Linked DNA regions of Homo sapiens: region 1 is linked to region 2. Evidence: read pairs that join two places in POLR2A ChIA-PET (ENCODE). Cell type or tissue: Panc1. All regions are shown on one strand.

Evidence for each region. Peaks named below come from ENCODE experiments on the same cell type or tissue, not always from the same donor. Only the 100,000 strongest peaks of a DNase experiment are listed, where the experiment ranks them.
Region 1: POLR2A ChIA-PET joins it to region 2 with 6 read pairs; 2 of 35 experiments call an interaction of 5 or more read pairs at or near these places.

Annotation. Positions count from the first base shown.
Region 1 is chr15:92,642,349-92,647,348 of GRCh38, reverse strand. All of the region lies in intron 1 of FAM174B (family with sequence similarity 174 member B), which reads left to right. Among named protein-coding and RNA genes, the nearest start is that of FAM174B, 11 kb to the left of the region's middle. RefSeq lists enhancers at 2,165-2,944, 3,206-3,325, 2,945-3,725. In Panc1, no CTCF peak of the experiment used is centred here; no DNase peak of the experiment used is centred here; H3K27ac peaks cover 3,623 bases.
Region 2 is chr15:92,895,050-92,900,049 of GRCh38, reverse strand. CHASERR (CHD2 adjacent suppressive regulatory RNA) reads right to left here. Exons shown (of 6, transcript NR_037601.1): 6 at 1,303-2,326. Among named protein-coding and RNA genes, the nearest start is that of CHD2, 2.8 kb to the left of the region's middle. In Panc1, CTCF peaks have their summits at 92 and 309; no DNase peak of the experiment used is centred here; H3K4me3 peaks cover 86 bases; H3K27ac peaks cover 1,797 bases.

The sequences.
Region 1 (5,000 bases), 250 kb after region 2:
TAAACTGAGAAAGGATGGGTCAGGGACCAGAATGGTCTGGGAAGGCATGGTGGAGGAGGAGGACGATTAGGACTTGGCAGGATGGGAGGAAGAAGAGGTTCTTCCAGGACCAGATGGGTGAAGCAAGCTTTGCTGAGGGTAGGGTTTGTGAAATCACTTGGAAATTGTGATGTTGATGACAATAATAGCAACTAGTATTTATTAAGCCCTTACTGTGTAACGGACTCTGTGATAAGCATTTTATATGTTTTCCTCACTCCTATGAGTGGTGCACTGTCAGTCCTGTCGACAAAAAGAGTCAAGCTCTGTAAAATATTTAAAGAGATTTATTCTGAGCCAAATATGAGTGGCCACTGGCCCATGACTCAGCCCTCAGGAGATCCTGAGAACATGTGCCCAAGGTGGTTGGGGTACAGCTTAGTTTTATACATATTAGGGAGACATGAGATATCAAATACATGTAAGATGTACATTGGTTTGGTCCAGAAAGGCAGGATAAGTGGAAGGGGGGATAACTTCCAGGCCATAGGTAGATTCACAGATTTTCTGATTGGCAGTTGGTTGAAAGAGTTAAGTTATTGTCTAAAACTTAGAAATGTCTGGGTTAAGATAAGTGGGTGTGGAGACCAAGGTTTTATTATGCAGGCGAAGCCTCCAGGTGGCAGGCTTTGGAGAGAATAGATTGTAAATGTTTCTTGTCAGACTTAGAGGGTCTATCAATAAATCCAAAAGGGAGGAGGGTAGAATCAGGTATGTCCAACCCCCCACCCTTCCCATCATGGCCTGAATTAGTTTTTCGGGTTAGCTTTGGCACTGCTGAGATTCCAAATTGCTGTCAATAGCCTTGCTGAGAGGAGGGGTTCATTCAGATGGTTGGGGGGCTTAGAATTTCAATTTTGGTTTATCATCCCCATTTCACAGATGAGAAAACCAAGGCTCAGTTGTTGAAGTGTCTTGCTCAAGGATGAGCAGCTGGGGAAGGGGAGGAGTCCGCCTCACCCTTCCCATTGCAGCTGGATTTTGGAAGCCAATTCCAGCTGGAGGACTAGGAGATTTGTAGTGGGTGAGAGGAGCAAATGGAGGATTTTAATACAAGAGTGAAGTAATCACAGGGCTTCTCTAGAAATGTTGGTCCAGATCAGGTTGTACCAAGGATTTACCAAGAATGCATGAATAGTGACGTGGCTGGTGTGGGGGGTGCAGGATGTCTGGGGAGACCCGTGGAAGGTGCTGGAAGGACCACTTGGGAGGACTGGAGGCCTGAATGGATGAAGAGGAGAAAGAGGAAAGTGTCAGGCTGTCCTGAAGGGCATAGAGAAGGGGGGCATTGTGAAGGGGGTGACCAGGCAGGGAAAGGGATAGGTTTGGTGAGGAAGAAGAGGACTCACAGGTGAAACTTGCTCATGAAAACTCCAGCCATGCAGCTGGGCCTTGGGGCTGGGTGGAGGGGCATTGGGAGCATCTGCCTAGAAGGAGTGGGTGGTGAGGACTGACATTCCCACCCTCCCCTACCTGGGTGGCAGGGATAAGTGGTACTGAAAGGGCCCCTTACGACATGTGCCCCAAAGCACTGTGACCTCAGAGTTTCCAGGTGGTGGTCAGGTCCCCTGGGTCCACCAAGGGCCCCTCTGGGTCATCTTGCCGCTGTCCTTGACCCCATGGGGCTGCCCCTAGGGGCTACCTTCTCTGCTTTAAACCTCACTTCCCTTCCCTGGCCCCTTATATAAAAACAAAGCAGAACCAACCCTTTGCAAACACACCCGAGAGCTGGAGGAACAGGTCTTGGGGCATTTGCTGTTGCCGGATTTACTGTGTGCTGCTTTTGTCTTGGAAGAGTAAGCATTGGATTTATCCCTCAGGGACTGAGAGAGGGAAAGAGAAACAGGATGGGGAGCAGATGGAGGCTAAACACTTTAGTGTAATGAAGAAAAACCTGAAGACTTGTCATTGAGCTCTTCAGGGTTGTCTGGCCCATGCTGGATGATCCTCTATGAAGCGTAAGCCCCCAGGGGCACGGTCTGTGCTGTGTGCTGCATGCCCATCCTGGGGTCAACCAACAGTGCTAACACTTGGTTAACCCCAATGGGATGGTGCCCAGGAGGTAGAGGAAGCAGCTAGATTATATAAATAATGGTCAATACTCCTTAGTCATGGTTGAACTGTTGGTGAACAGAGATAAGGAAGGATTTAGTGGAACGTGCATATCATTACATCTCTCTGGGCTCATGATTTTGAGCTGAGTTACTAAATATCACTCATGCTTGGCACGTAGGACCTAATGAACCATGGTCAGAGAACCAAGTCAGAGATGGTAAACTGATGGCCTGGGGCTGAAAAATGTGGCCCACAGACATTTGTTTTGTTTTTTGATCTGCACAGTGTTTTAAAAACTAAGATAGTTGAGAACACTTAAAAGTTAGGAGCCTTTATATAAAAATCTAGATTTCCTCCTTCTTTTGACAGGTGGGGATACATGGAAGTGCAAGACCTCTGTTCCGGGGCAGCCGGGCAGGAGCTTGGTGGCTGCCACTCCACCTAGGCTGGGCAGGGTGCCGCTATTTGTGCCTTTTTGACTTGAAGACAGAGTATTGTCCACCACTTGTCACTGTTGTTTGTTCCCTTGTTTAGGTCTCAGCAGTCCTGCTGCTCTGGTTTCTTTTGTCTACAAGGCCTTGGGGCATTTGAGTTATTGACCTGGTATGTTGAGCCATGGTGCTTGACTGGTGACTGGGTGCTGGGTGCTGGAACTGAGGGGCTGCAGCGTGGTGGGGAGGGGGTGCCCTAGGACAGGGGTGAGGCGAGGGTGCATCCAGGGTCTCCCCAGCCTCTGTGTTGGGGAGGGTTCTGCCGGAGCTGGATGGTGTTGGAGCTTGGCTGCTGGAGATCTGGAGGCTCTTGCTGCACTAGAGGAAAATGCTTTTGCCTCATGTGACTTATTTGTCTGAAGTGGCCCATCTGCAGTGGAGTAAGATGAGATTTCTATCACACCGGTGTTTGCCTCTCAGTGGCTTGTCGAAAATGCTCTAGGTGGAAGGTGTCGGGTGGAGCTCAGAGGGCTGTGCCCAGGGCAGAAAGGGAGGTAGGCTGGTTATTGGGAATGTGTCTTGGTGGCAGGCCATGGTGGTGAGACCCTGGCTAGCCTGTTGATTGTCCAGGGGCCTCCAACACCTGCTTCCTTACAGGGTGGGGCAGAGGCTAGGGCTGAAGAGTGGGTTCTGAGTCATGTTCTTCATTTCTTCAAGTGTAGCTGGTTTTCTGGGGGAAGCTCTGTTACTTCTTATGTCCTGAGGAGGAGGTGCAGCGTAGAGCTCAGAGGGTAAAAGCGAAACAGGTCTGTGTCCTCAGAGCATTGGAGGGACCGCTTGGCTCAGGGTCGCCTGCTAGTCCTCCTGTCTACACTGGCGGCACCTGTGTGCTTCAGTCTTCCTCTCCCATGATCCATTTTCATTTTCTTGATTACTTTTTCCAAATGTCAGAGTTCACGTGTGCTGTTCATTGACAAGTAATATGGTTTTGGCAGAACGCTGGTCCTTGGGCTACAGAACTACTTTAGTGGGCTTAAAAATGGAAACAGCCCACTATTTCCATTTCCTCCAGGTGGAGGAAAGGTTTGAGTCACTGAGTTTGGGTTCTGAAGTCACCAGGATAGCCGGGCAAAGCCACATGGAGTCAGCCATGGGTGGGCCCTGGGAGAAGGGTCTCCTGCCAGAGGGGCAGCCTGACACAGACTTACTCCATTTCAAAATTTATTTTAATGATTTACATTGAATTGTATTTATATACTTGGTTTTAAATTAGGTCATATATTCACATGGTTCAAAATTCACAAAGAACAAAAGAGCATATAGCAAAAAGTATTCTTACCTTTTAGCCACACAGTTTTCTTCACTTTGTGTTGTCAATTTCTTGTCAAATCTTTCCAGGGAGATTTTATAAATATAGAAGCAAGTGAGTGTAATATATACATGCATACACACACACACACACACACACACACACACACATTCCTTCCCTATTTCTTATAATGACTTTGGTGAGATATAACTTATATACTATATTCACTCATTTAAAGTGTCCAACCCAGCCAGGCATGGTGGCTCATGCCTGTAATCCTAGCACTTTGGGGGCCAAGATGGGAGGATTGCTTGATGCCAGGAGTTTGGACCAGCCTGGTCAACATAGCCAGACCCCACCTCTCTTAAAAAAAAAAAACAAATAAAGTGTCCAACTCAATGGTTTTTAGTATATTTACAGAGTTGTGCATCTATCACTGAAATCAATTTTAGAATACATTCATCACTCCAGACTGAAACCATGAATCCATAGTAGTTAATCTCTATGTGTCTCTGAATTTTCTTTCTGTGTATAGATTTCCCTTTTCTGGTCTTTCATATACATGGGACCATACAATGTGTGGTCTTTTGTGAATAGCTTATTTTATTTAGTACAGTGTTTTCAGGGTTCATCTATGTGTGGCATGTGTCATTTCTTTTTATTGCCGTTATGTTCCATCGAATGGGTATACCATCTTTTATTTACCCATTCATCAATAGATAGATATTGTAGTAGCCTGTTCTCAGGGGCTGCTATAAGGAACTGCCTGAGACTGGGAAATTTATGAAGGAAAGAGGTTTAATTGCCTCACAGTTAAACCTGCATGGCAGGAGAGGCCTCAGGGAACTTATAATCATGGCGGAAGAGGAAGCAAACATGTCCTCATGGTGGCAGGAGAGAGAAGTGCAAAGTGGATTGGGGAAAATCCCCTTATAAAACCATCAAATCTTGTGAGAACTCACTATCATGAGAACAGCATGGGGGAACCACCCCCATAATCTAATCACCTCCCACAAGGTCCCTCTCACAACACATGGGGATTATGGGAACTACAATTCAAGATGAGCTTTGGGTGGGGACACAGCCAAACCATATCAGGTATTTAAGTTGTTTCCTTTTTGGGGCTATTATGAATAATGCTGCTCTGAACAAGTATATGAGTTTTT
Region 2 (5,000 bases):
AAGATCTGCTAAATATTTCAGTCCTTGAGCTAAAATAACTTCCTCCCTGGACAGGAAGTGGTGTTTTATCAAGCCATTTTGAAAAAGGGATAATTCTTAGAGAATCTAAAGCTCAGCTAAGTACTAATCTTTTTAAAAATTAATCCCCCAATGGGTGAAATGATTGCTAAATAAAAGTAAAACCTTAATTTCATAATATAAATTCAAGTTTTTCCTTCTTTATGATGCCTAAAAATAATCTAAAGACAAAATTTAAGGGGGAATTTTCCATCTCCACTGGAAGAAAGGGGTAACTTTTACAACTCAAGAGCGCCTCCCTAGTGTTCAAGTTGCACTGGAGCAAAAGTTAATGCAACCAATTTTTATTCAAGAATATCCATTTTTCTTTGTTCTTTCACAAAATTCTTTAACCCATTATATAACCTTGAAAATATTACACTCCTCCCCCCAAAGAAACTTCTCATAATCACAATATATTTACTTCCCATACTGATTCAGGCAAAAATTCAAGAGTATGGTCCAAACACGATCACCTTTAAATCAGTAACCCAAGAAACTCCACGTCCAAATCCAACAGAAAACACATATCCCAACACTTCCCTTATATTTCAAATCAAGTAAGTATACACCCATTTCAACAATGTTATTAACAATAGGACATACGTGATTGCAAATTATCAAAGTAATGTCACAAAGCAAATTCTCCTAAATATCAAAACCATGAGATCCACAGAAACAAATTACTAATTCCAGAAACAATATCCTACCAAGCACTCCATTCAGACAAGCATATTCACACACCCAAAAAAATCCAATCAACTTTCCTTATTCAACATAATCTGCCAGAACCATGTCTCTCCCTCACTGAAGAAATCCACTTTAGATTTACACCAAACAAAATCAACAATGTCCAATCTAGGTAAAATCCATAATCCAAACTGTTTCAATTCCATACTCTACACACAAAGATAAATTTCGTAGCAAGAACAATATCCAAAATTCCATTTTTGAATTTAACAAAGACCAACCACCTCACATCAGTCAATAACAAATGGTGCTCGTGTATTAACCATGGATGTGTATGCTGCAGTATTTGACATGAATCACAAACAGTATGATTAACACAAAACAATTTAACCTGAACTATTTATTCTTCTCATGTAAAATGGGAAAACAGAATCAAGAACTCATTTTGTCTACCAAAATAATGCCTACCACCTTTGTAATAGTTACCAAAACTGGTATCAGTTGATTAGTAATAAATGAAAACCTGGCATTTAAAAATCAAACGTAAGTAATCTATGGCAGGGTGCAATTCATTTATTCTAAATCCCCAATTGTACAAAATAAAGACGATACAAGATATTAATCCTACTTCAAAGTTATATAAAATGGATTACACACATAATTTCAAATTTAAAAAATTGTGAATACTCCAAGGACCCTAACCCATAAATCCAACACTTCTTCCTCTAATAGTAAGACAATAGGAGACATTAATTTAAATATTCAGATGAATATTCTATAGCAAGATGTATTTATAGTATTAAAAAGCTTAAGAAACCATTTCAATCAACACAAAATAATTCAGAAGTATATGTGTATCACTCATCCTGAATTTTCGAGCAACAAGCAGTTTGTTTCAAGTTCATTAAAATCTTGTGGCAGATTAAAATCAGATTCTATTATTACCCATTGAGTTGTTTTGAAAGGTGTTTCATGAAAGCACAAACAAAACAGTATTTAAACCAAATGACCATCTAAGAGCACAACTTTGTGAAAAACGTAAATCTTCATAAACCAAGTAAAATGTTTTCGATTACACCATTTCCAATTTACCAGCTTTATTCATATTCAGTACACTTTACCACTCGGCAACTACAAAGGCCAAAGTATTACTAAAATAAAACTAAACATTTAATTAAACTTCCACTTAAAAAAAAAAACCCAAACTGAGAAATTTTTAAGTGTTACAAATTTTATTAAAAATTAACATTTCAAGAGGTCATACGCATACAAATCAAACTGCAAAAAATTCCAGGCATAAAAACTATTATCTGGGTTAGTGTGCCATCTTTCTTCTCCAAATGTCAAAATGTCCACAAAAAAAGTCTTTAGAAAGTCAAATCCACTGTCCATTTGTGTTGGGTAAGAAACCTATGTCTTCATTCACTGCATGGAATCCATGTTAAAAGAACCCTGTCTTGGTTGTATATTATCACAGGACTCTTGTATTAATCCATTTTTCCTCAATTCCCCATAGTAGACTGCCATCTTGATTTCTCAGTGGTAGGGTCCATTTGAAACTCTTCAAGCTGACTGGGTGCTTGATGAAAAAATTAAAAGAAAAAAACGCTGTTGGCATCTTAATCTTTTAAACAGAAAACATCCACCCACCTTGAAGATATCCTACCATACACAAAACTTTCATTTTGTAACAGCTTTCAACTATGAAATTGTAAAGTTGTATGCAAAACACACACACAACTCCTTGATAAGACTGCACGCCAAAGTAACAAAGTCCTTGTACTACCACAGATACATTTGTATCTATAAAAAAGTCCCAGTGAAGAGTCAGATTTTTAATATTTAACACTAACATCATTATACTGTGTACATAAAAAGTAAAAACAAAAATTAAAATTCAAAATTCCTGGAAAGCTAAATTACAGAAACACTGTGGATTCTAAATCTCAATGCAGAAAACTTTCCAAGCTTCTTCAAAGAAAACTAATTATAGAAAAGAATCTTAAGGGATTTGAAAAAAAAAAAAAACATACACACATAAAGCAGTCGATCATAGCATAGTTTTTCAATCCAACAGATGTTGGTTTTGTTTAGATAACGAAAATGGCCACTATAGGTGGCACCATCTTTAACGACATATCTGAGAATACAGAAAAGATGTAGCCACCAAAAAAAAAAAAAAAAAAAAAAGATCAAAAATGCAAAGTATCTGCCTGGCTTGATAGATTTGCCATAAAATGCTGTTTTCAAATTATATGCAACTAAAATAATACACTTTCATTACCAAAATACCAAATGTCTCTCATAGAAAAACAAATCCATTACTTAAATAATTTTAACTGAAGGGAGAAGTGAGAAGTGAGAAGTCAGATGATTTTATCATTAAATAAATGATTCAGATTCATCATGACCAAACATAATTTGAAAAAACAAGATTTAAACCCTGGTCTTCTCTATAAATTTTCCAGCTCTCCATCTGAATTTGTGGAGATACAGTCAAGTGTGACTGAATTTGAGGTAAATAAATATAAGGGCATTTTTGCCCATTAGGTAATTCCTTGTCTCCTTGGCAACAATTAGGATACTGTTTACTATATACAATACAAAAATCTACTTACTTAACTATTTGGTTAACTGAGATACTGCCACCCATATTAAAAAACATTGATTAAAGGGAGTGTCACAGCATCAGTAATAAATATCAAAAGCAAGATATTTCTCCTTGATTTTGCTCATTTCTCCCCAGCTTTAAAAAGAAAACTAAATTACTCAATTCATTCCTGATCTCAGTAAAAATCTTCCATCTGACTTGTTCATTCCTTAAAATTAAGGGACATGTACTTCTATAGAGAAGTATAAAAGTAAAAACATCATTCTCTGTCAGAGTTAATTATAAACCAATTTATTTTCAATCTCTATTGTTACAAGATTCAAGCTCTAAATGAAGTTGGTGATGTAAATACTATTATGATGAACAATGACACTGAGAATGAAAATGCATTATCAAATTACAGTCATATTTCAATATCTATAGATGCAATTTATTTATCTTAGTACCTTAATTTAAAAAACTCAAGTTTTATATTTTTCTGACACAGGACAGAGATAAAATTTATCCAGATTTCCTTCTAAAACCATTATTTTTTTCAAAAAATCCAAAGAAAATCTAATGACATTATTAATATCATTTCAAAATTACTCAAAATATATTAGTTTATGTGACAACAGCAGAGATTAGAAAACAGCATATTTATCATACTCTTACAGTCATATATTTAAAGATAGTAAAAAAAAAAAGTAAAGAAAAAAATGCTACAAGAGAAAACTCTGACAACTCTTAGGACATGAAAAAAGCTATGATCAATCTGCACTCCTGCAAAGCCAATCCAAAGCCAAAAGTGAGAATTTTGTTAATAAGGAAAAAGTGTTCACTGAGGCATCAGAGATTTAGGAGTAATCCATTTATTTTCATAGAATTCAAATTCTTATAAAAACTGTATTTGCTAAAAAATAAAAAGAAATTAGGCTTAGTTCTGTGAGCCTGGAAATTTTCTTAGAAACAAAATCCACAGTTCTTCATCTGTAAAATAAAAATAGTACCTACCTCCTGTGGCTGTAGAAAGAATACTTTTATAGGATTTTTATTACCTGACATATAGAAAGATCTCAGTAAATACTAGCTATCATTCTGATGTACCACAATAACCAAAGTACTTTGAGACCTACAAACTGACCTTACTGAATCAAAGTTCATTTATACATCATCAGTAAGAGTATCTCTGAAGAACACACAGGATCATGGGGTCAGCAGTCTTGCATTAAAATAAAATCAAGATCCTACAGAAAACTGGGTAGGGTTTAGATATCAAAACCCTCTACATGTTCCTTTCCAGTAACTTGTGAATTACTGCAGACATGGAAGACATGTTTTGATCTAGAATTCCATAATCAGACAAACCTAGATCTTTTCTGTATTTCACATATAACCTTCAAGCTCATAATATAAATGGTTAACAAAATTTTTCCCCTTTGATATTCACTAGTTTATACTTCCTTTTCAAAATAATGTGCATGTTCTAAGAGTACCATTCCCACAGCAAAGGTAAAAACTTAAATGGCAACAAAGCTTCAATGAGTAACTACTACCCCTTAAAATTCCCGCATTATCATACATCCAGAAGAACATAAAGTTGAACATGGAGGTATTCTCTTCATTGTATTTTTAATTATTTTTTAAGATGGAGGTCTCACTA